2 separate regions of the Homo sapiens genome follow, and region 2 is linked to region 1. A link is a loop called in an ENCODE intact Hi-C map of the cell type or tissue named here. Cell type or tissue: mammary epithelial cell. All regions are shown on one strand. Each heading gives the region's core, and the rest is flanking DNA. Links, peaks and the distances in the headings are about the cores only.

Region 1 (6,914 bases), core at 1,600-4,099:
CTCCAGTCACTAAGGGAGTGTTCCTCAAAGTTCCTTTGTCTTCTCTTCTCTCTCTACACTTTTTGACTTGCTGATCTTACTCGCCATCATGGCTCAGCCAGTATCTGTTTTCTCTCCTGAGCTTCAATCTCGCATTACCAACAAATCTCCCATATTACCAACAAATCCTGGTAGCTCGTCTTCACCGTGTCTGGAATGGACTCTTCCTCCAACCTGCTTCCCCTCCCTGTCTCCTAGTTCTGTGAGTTGCTCCTCCACCCCACTTCAGTGTCATCTCAGGCTCCTCCCTCTACTTTGTTCCCCTTCCCAAGCAGTTGCCAAGGCCTCTTGATCTTGTCTCTGCAATTCTTGACTCATTCACTCTCTCCCCATTTCACCACCACCTCAGTAAGTTGAGTCCATATGTAAGTCCAAGACCATCCATGCCTTCTATTTAGTCTTGCATAATTTCTGGTCCTATCCCAAGATATTACAAATGTTGGGACAGATCCTGGGATCCCAAATTTCTTTTTCTGAAAGCATCACTAATGGATTCCATGGCTGTTACATCTGTTTATATCTAGTAGATTCATGTTATCGTGTTCATGTCAGAAGATATTAATACTGGAAATTATAGGCATTAGTGGTCAAAAAAGAAAGAAGCCCTAGACATTTGTGGAATAGAGAGGAGAGATGACTTAAATTCTTTGTACCACAAGCTATGACTTAATAAGTCTCTTAACAAAGGTTACTATAAAGTAAATGAGAAAATACTCATCTCATGGGCATGCATTGAGCTGTAAAACCACAGTAATTTGCTGAAAATAACTGGATCAATATACCTTTTTTATGAAACTTTGACTAAAGTGGTTCATTTATATTATCAAAAAGCAAATAGCTTGTTCCAACTGGGTAAAAGTTATATAAATATATCACCGACACCATCAAAATAGAATTCAAAAAATACCGACTTACTATTTCACTGACTTAATTTCCTCCACTGCAAAATTTAGCATGCATCTGTGTCGTAGGTAATTATTTATCTCATCTGCTCATAATAGCAACATCCTTCTTCCGGGAAACTGCCCCCTAGCCACATGAGTCTGCCATTTGTGATACTCTGTGTTCTGGCCACCAGTGAATGCAGGTGACACAAGTGGAGTATTAACTCCCAAGGGCTTGGTTTGGGCCGGGAATTGACACATGACCTAAGCCTGGCCAATCAGAGTTTTCTTGTTAGATTTTTATCATTCAAACTTGGAAAGGAGAGCTGTGGTTGCACACGGTGTGGATGTAATGCTGGGACTGCCCACGGCCACATCCCTTATCTTATGGAGAAGCCAGTCTAAGAAAACAAAGCTAGCAAGGAGATAAGAACAGAGCCCCAAGGACAGTATGAGAGTCCTGGCGGTTTAAGCCCTGGATCCAGCTGAACCTACTCTTTCTATAGTCTTTCTCCCTGAGCCAATACATTTTACCCTTGTGCCTAAGCTAATTTAAAGAGTTTTGACCAGCAAATCCTTGTAGGCAGAAGATATATTTTCTATCAATCTGTGCCTCTTGGCATCTAGAGCAAGTGAGGGTTTTAGGAAGACCTGCTGATTGATTAAAGACTAATTTATTAGACAATTATCCGAATCAAATTTAACTGAGTCATTTCTTTTCTCCAAGACAGGCATGCAAGTGTGCACGAGCATATGCACATCACATACTCACATACACACACAGACTAAGTTTGGTGGCCAGGCATGGTGGCTCATGCCTATAATCCCAGCACTTTGGGAGGCCAAGGTGGGAGGATCGCTTGAGCTCAGGAGTTTGAGATCAGCCTGGCCAACATAGCAAAACCCTGTCTCTACCAAAAAATACAAAAATTAGCTGGGCATGGTGGTGTGCACCTGTGATCCCAGCTACTTGATAGGCTGAGGTGTGAGAATCACTTGAGCCCAGGAGGAGATCTTGAGATCACGCCACTGCACTCCAGCCTGGGAGACAGAGTGAGACCTCATCTCAAACAAACAAACAAACAAACAAACAAAAATAGACTAACTTTAGCATTCCCCATTTAGCAGACCTGGAGAGTGTGCATGTGTGACCGAGTGTACGTGCACACACACACACAGTCATCCAACTCACACAATACTCTTTTCTAGGAATACAGAAAAGCTTCACAGGTCATACTGGCAAAACCAAGTTGTTTTTTCTTTCTTTTTTTTTTTTTTTTTTTTTTTTTTGAGATGGAGTCTCGCTCTGTTGCCCAGGCTGGAGTGCAGTGGCGCAATCTCGGCTCACTGCAAGCTCTGCCTCCCGGGCTCACACCATTCTCTTGCCTCAGCCTCCCGAGTAGCTGGGACTACAGGTGCCCACCACCACGCCCAGCTAATTTTTTGTATTTTCTAGTAGAGACGGGGTTTCACCGTGTTAGCCAGGATGGTCTGGATCTCCTGACCTCATGATCCACCCGCCTTGGCCTCCCAAAGTGCTGGGATTACAGGCATGAGCCACCACGCCCGACCAAAACCAAGTTTTTTAGGGAATGTTTTCACATTATGTATAAGATGGGGAAGAAAAAGAGTATTATACAGCTTTCATTTTGTTTCAGGGACTGTGCTTTGTGTTGTAATATATTTCCTCTCATTTTCTTACCACAAAATTCTATCAGGTGCACATTATTATCCCCATTTGACAGATGAGGGAGCTGGAGACATGAAGCTCAAGGCCACACAGCTGCTATCTCTATCTGGAATTCAGCATGGACCCTGGCTTGTGGACTATGCTGCCTCCCTGTGGACTATGCACTGCTCCAGAGGCAAAATGGAGACCACAACAATCCATTTCTTGAAACACAGCCTAAGTTTCTAGAATCAAGATAGGTGCATAGCTAAAGTATTTGTCTATGCAAATAGAAACGGGCACAACGGAAAGACCAGGGTCATGAAGGGAAAGTCAGCGAAGGGCGAAGGGGGTGGGGGGCAGAGAGCCAGGAGGTTTGCTGAGGCATTAACCGAGTCCCACGGCTGGCACTGGCTCTAGACTATGAGCTCACCCATACACAATGATCATGGAGCCTGTGCCACCTGATCCAGGGCTTGGCACAGGGTAACTTCTCAGTGTTTCTGACTGAACTGGGGGAGATTTATTGAATAGCATGGGAAGGAGTAGCAGTCCTCAAAATACTGCCTCCAGTGTTTTGTCCACGAAGATGAAGAAAATAACCAGATCTTGCAGCAGCACTGAAAACTACGACCAACAGGCAATCAATAGACAGATAAATTGGGATCTGATTATGAGGCAGATATAACCATTTTGAGGAAAGCACCCAAGCTACAGCTCCTGGTACGAACCCCAGCTTTGCCTTCTGAGTGCTGGATGTAAGTAAGCAAGCTTGATTCTTCCATCTAGGTTTTGTCCTTGGGCTCAGACACACAAAACATAGGAAGAACAAAAGCTGGCATTTAATCCACCCTCTAAATCCCTTGGATATTTATTTATGCACTTTGTGCATTTTTTGTACACTTCCCTTCTCTTTTATACCCTCCATTCTCACATCCCATATTTCTGGAGATAGAGGCTACCAATTCCAGGGAATGGGGCAGTAAGTGAGTCTTGTGTATGTGTATGTTGAGTGGGGGTTGGGGGAAGTGAGTGTGTGTATAGTACATCTTGGGAAGTTAGTTCTAGGAGTAAAGAATTATCGGGCCAGGTGTGGTGGCTCATGCCTGTAATCCCAGCACTTTGGGAGGCCGAGGCGGGCAGATCCCCTGAGATCAGGAGCTCGAGACCAGCACGGCCAACGTGGTGAAACCTAGTCTCTTCTAAAAATACAAAAATTAGCCAGGTGTGGTGGCAGGCACCTGTAATCCCAGCTACTCAGGAGGCTGAGGCAGGAGAATCGCTTGAACTCAGGAGGCAGAGGTTGCAGTGAGCCAAAACTGTGTGGGAGAGACCCAAAGGACCTTGCAGTAGTTCATCCAAGATATTCCATTCATTTAGGGAAACAGAGGAATGCAGACAGGGAGTATGAGAAAGCTGCCATATGGGTAGTGCAACGCTTCCCTGGGAAACAGGCAGGGAAATCAACCTACTCCAAGCTGTAGATTTGAGAAGAGAAACCAAGCACTGTGGAGATGACGACCCACAGCCACCCACCCCCAAATAGTCTGTGTGATCACACCTTGCCTTGTTTGATGCGGAGTGAAGAGAACTGGATTTATAACAACATTTAAAGTGACATTTAAATAATTTAAAACAATATTGGATTTACAACAAAATAATGATTTTTTTTTAACATAGTCTTGCTCTGTCACCCAGGCTGGAGTGCAGTGGCATGATCTCAGCTCACTGCAACCTCCACCTCCTGGATTCAAGCAATTCTCCTGCCTCAGCCTCCCGAGTAGCTGGGATTACAGGTGCGTGCCACCATGCCTGGCTAATTTTTGTGTTTTTAGTAGAGATGGGGTTTCACCATGTTGACCAGGTTGGTCTCGAACTCCTGACCTCGTGATCCACCCGCCTCAGCCTCCCAAAGTCCTGGGATTACAGGCGTGAGCCACCGTGCCCGGCCCTAGCTATCTTTCTTTTATCAATTTCTGATTTAATTCTATTGTAGTCTGAGAGCAGATATTGTGTAGTTTCTGTTGTTTTAAACTTGCTAAGATAGGTGCATGGCCCATAATGTGGTCTGCCATGGTGAATAGAATATATTTTTTACTTTTTAGTATGTGGAAAAACAGTATAATGAACTATATTTTCATCACTAGGCTTCAACTGTTATCAACACATGGCCAATCTTATTTCATCACTGGTTTCTCTCTTCCTGGCTAATTTAAAGCAAATTTTAGAAATTATATCATTTTATCAATAATTGCTTCAGTATATATTATAATGTGGGCATCACCATTGAGAATGTGGTCCTTAGGAATTCAACAAAATCATCCTGTACCAAGACCCACTGATATCCTTGCCTTTACCTACCCTACTCTATGCCCTATACCTTGGCCCAGGCTAGATGAATCTAATTTGTCTCTGTGCACTGAAAGGACTCTGCAGGTGGCTGATATAAATATGCCTTTGGGAAGCTACTTCGGGTGGCCAAGGGGACAGTATTGCAGTTGGCAGTCTGACTCCAGCTGTCACCACTTGTGAGCCATGTAGCCTCAGACAAGGCATTTAACCTCTAGAGCTGTATCAAGGTTTTTCTCTTCTGATTAAATGGAGAACATAAAACCTACTTCACCAAATTGTTATGAAGCTTAACTAAATAAAAGTGAAAGTCAGGTTAGTCATTATTATCACAGTTTATGCAGCAACACAATCATGTCAGGGAAGTCTTTAGTGTAGGGATTTCTTTTGCATACAGGAAGCCCTGTGCCAACTTTAGAGAGTCCAGAAAACCCCATGAAACCACAAGACCTAGGCACCAATTCCCAGAACAAGGCTGAATTTAGTCCCTGATAGAGTCTGAATCCTGACTATGGCAAGCTAGGCAACTCAAACTGTCCATTGTGAACTGGGCATTATCTAATCCACTGAGTCATAAAATTGGAATGTGCAGCAGTACTCAGTATAAAATGGAAATGGTGTTTACAAGATAAGGCCCAAGCAGGTATAAAAGGCTCAAGAATATTGCATAAGCAGGTGGCTCACCCTCCCACATTTTTTGCTTCTACTACTTTACCACCTCTCTCAGCCCACACCAGTGGCCTCAAGGGGAGTTGCCTAGGACTAGCTGACAGAAGAAGAAAAAGCACAGGCTTGGTTTGCAGTGGGTCTGCATGATAGGGCTGCAAGTGAACAGCTGCTGTTTTACAGCTCCCCTGAAGAGTGAGTCTGAAAGGCAAGGGTGAAAGGAAATCCTCTTAATAGGCAGAATTTTAAGCAGTACATCTGTTGTCCACTTACTGTAGAAGGCGAGATGCCCTGGAGTATGCAACTATACCAATTTATGATCAAGGATTAATGGATTAGAAGAGTGGTCACTGACTTCTGAGGAGCAAGATTGGAAGACTAGTGACAAGGAAGTCTTCAGGAAGTATGTGAATTAACTCTTCAAAACAGGCACTAAAAATGTACATATTTGTAACCACTATGAATGCTCACCAAAGGGCATCTACTGAAGAGGCAGCTCTCTGTGGTCTAGTGGAGTGCACAAAACAACCCATGTGTGGCTGAAAGTGATTTCCTTTCCCTAAACATTTTGATGCTTACTCAATGGGCCCATAAACAAAATGTCCACGGTGGCAGGGGTAGATTTTACATGAGCTCACCAAGCTGGATTCCTCTCGCCAAGATTAATCTAGCTAACGTCACTGCTGGGTGCCCAATGTTCTAACAGCAGAGATAACACTGGGGCCTCATTATGACACCTATCCTTGGGCTGCCAGCCAGCCCCAATGTCTTAGGTTGATTATACTGGACATTTTCCATTGCGGAGGAGACAGCAATTTGTCTTTATGGGAATAGATACTTATTCAAGATACGAGTTTGTCTTCTATGCCCACCATAGAAGTCCTTCTGCCAGCACCATTTGTGGGCTTAAATAATGCCTTACTCAACATCTGCAACTCACACAAAATTGCCTTTATTAAGGAGATCATTTTATGGTGAAGGGCATTCTATAGACGTGAGCTCATTACTTGTATCTATAGAATTCACTGTTTTTGCCATGTGCTACACATCACCCCAAATCAGCTGGCTTGATTAAACAGTGGAATGGCCTGTGGAGGGCTCAGTTACAGTGACAGCTGGGAGGCTAGGGTGCTGCCCCATAGCATGCAGTATATGCCATACACCAGTGGCCAAAACATGGTTATGGTCAAACTCTTTCCTAAAATTTTCCTCTGGATCTTTCAGAGGCTTTGCCTTCCTTTTAATTCTTCCTAATGCTATTTTCTCTTAAAAAATTCATCATTGGCTGGGTGTGGTGGCTCATGCCT
Region 2 (6,914 bases), core at 1,837-4,336, 410 kb before region 1:
AATAATTCAAATGCACAAAAAGATATATAAGCCAAAATGTTTCTTTGTTTATTACTTTAACAGCCATATGGTTTTTATACTCCATAACATCACTTTAAAATATATAATGCACAAACTGTTAGAAATATAAACAAGAGGCCAGGCGCGGTGGCTCACGCCTGTAATCCCAGCACTTGGGAGGCCGGGGTGGGCGGATCAAGAGGTCAGGAGATGCAGACCATCCTGGCTAACACGGTGAAACCCCGTCTCTACTAAAAAATACAAAAAATTAGCCGGGTGTGGTGGTGGGCGCCAGTAACCACAGCTACTCGGGAGGCTGAGGCAGGAGAATGGCGTGAACCCGGGAGGCGGAGCTTGCAGTGAGCCGAGACCACGCCACTGCACTCCAGCCTGGGCGACAGAGCGAGACTCCGTCTCAAAAAAAAAAAAAAAAAAAAAAAAAAAAAAAAATATATATATATATATATATATATATAAAGAAGAAATAGTAAATCCACAAACACATTTAAAAAACTTACAGCTCTTTCAGAAATTAGATCAAGTAGATAAAAATTTTAAAAAGACATAGCAGATATGGATAATACATTTTACAAAGCTTGATCTAATATAAAGAATTTTGTGCCCAATCATTTATACAAAACTGTGCCTAAACTTATTTACGAAATCAACCATCAATCAAAAACTTCAATTTCAAAAAGCGTAAATACAGCCACATTCTCAGACCACAGAGCAATAAAATTATAAACCAAAGAAGGGGGAAAAAATGTATCCACTTAAAAATTTGTTATCACCTTTTAAGAACTGTTATGATAACTAAGAAACAAAAATTGAAATTATACACTATTTAGAAATTGCTGTATCATAATTTAAAAAGTACACACGACCTTAATGTCTAATTGTGCAAAGTATGAGTGGAATATTATGCAGATATCAGATAAGATTCATGAAGAACGTGTTATAAAAGAAATTGGCTGAAATAAAATTTTTATGGAACTTTATGATTAAAAAATTTTTAAAGCAGGCTGGAGACCTGAATAGGAAATATGATGACAGTGATGGAAAAAAATTAAAAATATATAAGCATAGAATAGAAACAAAGCAAATGCAAAACAATATACCAAAATGTTAGGAGTGACTATAATTCCATATTGGCACTATAAGCCATTATTTTTGTTTTGTTCTGTTTTCTATTCTCCAAAATATTTTTAACCTAAAAAAGACAGCAAAAGTGAGGCAGAGAGGAATTTAGGGACTTGCTAAAGTCACAAATTCAATGCACGGCCCAGGCCACCCCCAGCTTCCATTGCTGTGTCTAATCAGCCCGGGACTTCAGTAAACGACAACAACAACAACAAAAAACGAGGATTCACATCACCAGGAGAGAAACGGGCTCGGCCTAAGGACTTGGTAGTAGCTGGCAGCAGGACGCGCTTCGACTAAGGGGCTCTGGTTCCAAGCACCCCCAGAGCCAGCGCAGGAGAGGACCTTCCAGGTAAACTAAAACCAAGAGCGGAATGAAATCGGTGAATAAGCCAAACGAACCTCAGAGGGACCTTGGCACCCGCACCCCCGCCCCGCACCTTAGTTCTGCGAGCCTTTCCCCGTCTCCAACGCGGGCAAGGCTGTCAGATCCTCAAGCCGACCCTTCTCTGCACCGCGACCTCAGTGTCCTGCGCGGGACATCAGAGGCCGGACGCTCCACCTGCCCCAGGGCACGCCCCGAGCCCCCAAGCCCATCTCCTTCCTGTCGGGTGCTCACCTCTTCCTCCCTGCGGGCCCAGGGCCTTCTTGAGGGGCTGCGGATGCGAATGAGCCAGCGAAGGGCCGCCCGCGGCCCCTCGGCACCTCTGCCCAGCCGTCCCGACCAGGGGACCAGCTCAGCCCCGGTCGGGGCCCCGGCACCCAGGACCGCTCAGGATCTCCATTCCAGTCCCTTCGCACTTTCTGACGGGGAAGGAGAGTTGGGAGAACGAGACTCTCAAGTCTGGGGACTTCTACCCACCATTAAAGCTTTGGCATTCTGGCCATTTCTTTCTTTTTAAAAAATTATTATTATTATTTTTTATTTTGAGATGGGAGTCTCGCTCTATCCCCCAGCCTGGAGTGCAGTGACTCGATCTCCGCTCGCTGCAACTTCCGCCTCCAGGGTTCAAACGATTCTTCTGCCTCAGCCTCCCCAGTAGCTAGGACTACAGGCTTGCGCCATCACGCCCGGCTAGTTTTTTTTTTGTTTTTTGTTTGTTTGTTTGTTTGTTTTTAAAGTAGAAACAGGATTTCGCCATATTGGCCAGGCTGGTCTCGAACTCCTGACCTCAGTTGATCCGACCGCCTCGGCCTCCCAAAGTGTTGGAATTACAGCAGTGAGCCACCGCGCACCAAGCCCGGCCCATTCTGGCCATATCTATAGACGGATGCATTGCACAGGAGGCTCAGCACTAATCGGTAGATACTGCGAGATGCTGGGAGGTTAAGGGGCCTACCCGCAATATCTCTGGCCAATGCCTTGGGCTAGAAATGCCATAATTAGCCGCTCTTTTGATCCCTTGCAAAATGCGAATCCCACCGCACCTCCACCCCACCCGAGTGGTAATCTCCTAGTGGTAATCTAAGTGAGCCTGTGATAAGATAAGTAGCTCCTGGTGGTGAGGGTGAGAAATTGGGGAGCTGGAGCCCCAGCCAGGGACGAGGCTGTAGGGGCTAGGGCGAAGATGGAGGCTGCTGGGCCCCCAGATGGAAGACGGTAACGTGCGCCCGCTTCGTTTTTGCTCGAGGTCAGTCAGGTGCAGACTGAATTCGAAGTCGCTCCCTCCTCCGCTCAACCCCGACCAGGCCAAAACTAAAGCAGCACCGCCCCCTGCTGGGCCGACAGGGCATCAGATTTTGCTGGACGCGGGTGACAGGCGAGATAGGGAGTGTCCCTGCTGCTAGTGCCCCTGCTGCTAGTGCCTAGTTACCTGCAGTACTTACCCTCCCTGGGCCTCAGTTTTTCTTCCTCTGTAAAATAAATGCGCTGGGCCGGATCTTTTCTGAGTTCTCTTCTCCCCTACGAATTCTAGATCCCTCCTCTGTCCTCCCTGCGCCAGGGACCTTCGGGCGACCCTTCCCTGTACCCCCACCCCACCCTCTCTGGACCCCGTTTCTGCCTCAGTACGGCGCGCTGAGCTCTGCCCCCTGCCCAGGCCCTGACCCCCTCAGGAGCCGCGGTTTCCTGGGGTAACAGTGGGAAACGTGTCGGCCGTCTCCGCTCAGGCGCTTGCTGTGTACAGAAAGGTGAATTCATGGGAAAGGTGGCGGAGGGATCCAGGTTCTGGTGGACGCTTTACGGCTCCACCAAGGCTGGCCCCGAGATTTGCGCAGAATGAGCGGCTGAGGATGGAAGGGCTGCAAGATCCACCGCCTTACTTAGCTGGGACCCGGCCCCACCTCCTCTACAGCAGACCCTGTCTCCACCGGTGCGGTTGGTGCTAGGTTCCCAAACACACTGCTGCCGTTTCTTGTCTGACATCGCGGCCCTGCTCCTGCCTGCCTTCAGCCTGGGCTAGCCCCCCGCCCTTCCCCCAGCTCCCTGCCCCTGCGCCCACCACACTCCTCCTCCGTCTCCTTTAGGCTGATTCAGGCACACCGGCTCTCGTCGCCTTGGTGGCCCTCCCCAGCCCTCCTCCGCGCCTGCTCCGGGTGGCGCTCCGCTGGGCTCCTCGTGCGCCTGTCCGCGACCGCACCCACCTCATCCTGGCACCCCCATCGTGGCATCACGTGTTCCCTCATCTGTCCTCATGGCTGGCGTGCCCCTCTGCGGTGAGACCTGCAGAACAGGAATTGGTGCCGGGTCAGCAGCCGGCGATGAAGCCGGACGAAGCCTGCAAACCCCACCCATACGCCAGCTTCACATAGCTCCTATCCATTGCACAGCAGCGTGGGGAAGCACCGTTCTCTACCCTCCAAGTAAGAAGCTGATTGTTGGGGCACAGGGGAGATCCTATAGCATGGCTCTGCTTATGGGCACGCGCAGAAACATTCCCAAATGAATTTTTTTGTTGTTTGTTTTGTTTTGTTTCTTGTTTGTTTTAAGAGACAGGGTCTTGTTCTATCGCCCAGGCTGGAGTGCAGTGGTGCAATCACGGCTCACTACAGCCTCGACTTCCGGGCTCAAGCGATCCCCCCACCTCAGCCTCCCAAGTAGCTTGGACCATGGACCCGCGCCAGCACGCTGGCTTTTTTTTTTATTTTATTTTATTTTATTTTTTGAGAGAACCTGATTTCCTTCCAACCAATTGTGCTCTCCCAATTCCAACAACCAAATGAAGCTTCAACGCTTCTTTTTGTTCAGAGGCCTCCTGAGTCCTGTCCTACTCACAGTAAAGGCTCTGGCAAAAACAAAAACAAAAACATCATGGGGCAAAATAAACTGCATCTTAAAAAGGCTCATTTCTCTCTAGGTCTCTCTCCAATTTGTTATCTTGAAACGATTTACCCAAAATAGAAACTTTAAAAAAGTAGTGGAAAATTTTCTTTTTGCACAAGATGGTTAATTCTTTTGGGTGCTGGCCTGGGATCCATGAAATAACCTACACTCCACCATAAAGCTTTTCACTCCCATGTTTTGCAAACTGACGACCTTGCTGGGGGCAAGCTCCCCGTGTGACTTTACGAGGGAATTTGAGTGGTGCAAGCCGGAGGATGGGGCCTCACTATGTGGCCCAGGCCGGTCTCCAACTCCTGGGCTCAAGTGATGCTCCCCTCACGGCCTCCCAAAGTGCTGGGATTAGATGCGTGAGCCAACGTGCCCCGCCCAAAGGGCAGTTGACCTCAGCGTCTGAGGTGTGGAGGGAGCAGCTCGTTCCTCTTTTTCCTGCTCTACTGGGAAGGTACAAACCATACTAAGAAATCCTCTTCAGTCTGTCCCCACAAAAAGAGAAAGAGGAGTTGCTGCAGGCCAAGGACAAGGAGGAAGGGAGGAGAGAGCCCTTGACTTCTCCCACTTCTTGACTTTCCTTGCCGTGGTCTTTCCTTCCTTTTTCCAGGTCCACACCTCTCCTTCTATAGTCCTAGAAATGGGTCACCCCCTACAGGAGTCAGAGCCTTCGCCCAGCCCTCATGCTCTGAGGGTAAGTGGGTGGAAACAGACGCCTTCCCTCTCGCAATGTTTCCATCACTGCGTCCTCCACCTTGCACCACTCAGATCCCCTCGGAAAGTCACACGGGGGGCTTGCCACCAACAAGGTCATCACCGTTTGCATAACGTGGGAGTGAAAAGTTTTATGGTCGAGTTGAGGTTATTTCATGGATCCCAGGCCAGCACTCAAAAGAATTAACCAACTTATGCAAAAAGAAAAGTTTCCACTGGCTTTGTAAGGTTTCTATTTTGGGTAAACTGTTTTAAGATAACAAATTGTCACATACACATTTTGTTGTGACAATTGTCACAACAAGAGAAAAAGAAAAAGAAAGAGAGAGAGAGAAAGAAAGAAAAAGAAACGAGCCTTTTTTGGATGCAGTGTATTTTTCCCCTTTATTTACTTATTTATTTATTTTGCCACAGCCTTTACTGTGAGTAGGACAGGACTCAGGAGGGCTCTGAACAAAAAGAAGAGTTGAAGCTTCATTTGGTTGTTGGAATTAGGAGAGCACAATTGGTTGGAAGGAAATCAGGTTCTCTAAGCATCAAAAAAATTCGTATTTTAAGTGATGTGAGTTATGGAAGGCAGAGAGTTCTTGGTATATGGAAGTTACTGAAACAGAGCAGTGGACAAACGGGCAGTCTGCAGAAGAGGAAAGCTGAATAGCCAGCAAACATGGGGCCAGATGCTCGGTCTCAACCTTAACAAGAGAAGTCAGGTTTAAACAACGAGATACCATCACACCCTATGAGATTGGCAGAATTGAAAAGACTGACAAAACCAGAAATAACAAAGCTCGTGGGTAAATGAAAACTCCTCCACAGCTGGTGTGAGTGTGGACTGGAACCATGACTTCGGAGAAAAATGTATCAAAAGCTATGGGACACATCTTTCGAATCAGTCATTTCTCACAAGGTTGCCATACTCCTCAAGTCATTCCTTTTCCAGGAAAACACCCTAGAGAAAATCTTGTACTTGGACTCTAGGGAATGTGTACAAGGATGTCCATTGTAGTTTAGCTTATAACAGCAAAACCCAGCCCAAAAGTACATCAACAAAGGAATGAATAAATGAAAGTGGCAGTTGTCATTAAACCTTTTTCCTTTTCTTGTATCACCCCAAAGTATGAAAGACTATGGACTCCTTCACTCATTAAAAAAAAAAATTTAGGCCAGGTGTGGTGGCTCATGCCTGTAATCCCAACACTTAGGAAGGCTTAGGCAGGTGGATCACTTGAGGTCAGGAGTTCGAGACCAGTCTGGCCAACATGGCAAAACTCTGTCTCTACTACAAATACAAAAATTAGCCAGGCATGGTGGCGTGTGCCTGTAATCCCAGCTACTCAGGAAGCTGAAGTAGGAAAATCATTTAAGCCCAGGAGGTGGAGCTTGCAGCGAGCTGAGATCGCACCACTGCACTCCAGCCTGGGTGACAGAGCGAGACTCTGTCTCAAAAAAAAAAAAAAAAAAAAAAAAAAGATTTAGCAAGGAACAGTGAATGGCTCACCCCTGTAATCTCAGCACTTTGGGAGGCTGAGGCAGGAGGACTGCTTGAGGCCAGGAGTTGGGGGCTCAAGAGTTGGAGGCTGCAGTGAGCTGTTATCACACCAATGCACTCAACCTGGTTGACAGAGCTAGACTCTGTCTCTAAAAAAAATAATAATACTAATTTATTGTGGCAAAATACACATAACAATCTTACCATTTTAACATTTAAGTGTACAGTTCAGTGGTATTAAGTTCATGCACATTGTTGTGCAACCTTCACCACCATCCTTCTCTCTAACTCTTTTCATCT

What was found. A loop is a pair of places that touch in the nucleus more often than their neighbours do. Peaks named below come from ENCODE experiments on the same cell type or tissue, not always from the same donor. Only the 100,000 strongest peaks of a DNase experiment are listed, where the experiment ranks them.
Region 2: it touches region 1 in a loop (21-fold over the local background); 3 of 110 quality-filtered maps call a loop at or near these places.

The regions. Positions count from the first base shown.
Region 1 is chr2:86,392,472-86,399,385 of GRCh38, reverse strand. No RefSeq gene overlaps it. Among named protein-coding and RNA genes, the nearest start is that of KDM3A, 45 kb to the left of the region's middle. In mammary epithelial cell, for the core only: a CTCF peak has its summit at 2,767; no DNase peak of the experiment used is centred there.
Region 2 is chr2:86,804,475-86,811,388 of GRCh38, reverse strand. It overlaps LOC105374846 (a long non-coding RNA gene), which reads right to left. Exons shown (of 3, transcript XR_940321.3): 2 at 3,724-3,802. It also overlaps a transcript of CD8A not described here. Among named protein-coding and RNA genes, the nearest start is that of CD8A, 17 kb to the right of the region's middle. RefSeq lists a silencer at 2,772-2,961. In mammary epithelial cell, for the core only: a CTCF peak has its summit at 2,860 (motif pointing left); DNase peaks (open chromatin) are centred at 2,898, 3,308 and 3,818; H3K4me3 peaks cover 1,513 bases; H3K27ac peaks cover 276 bases.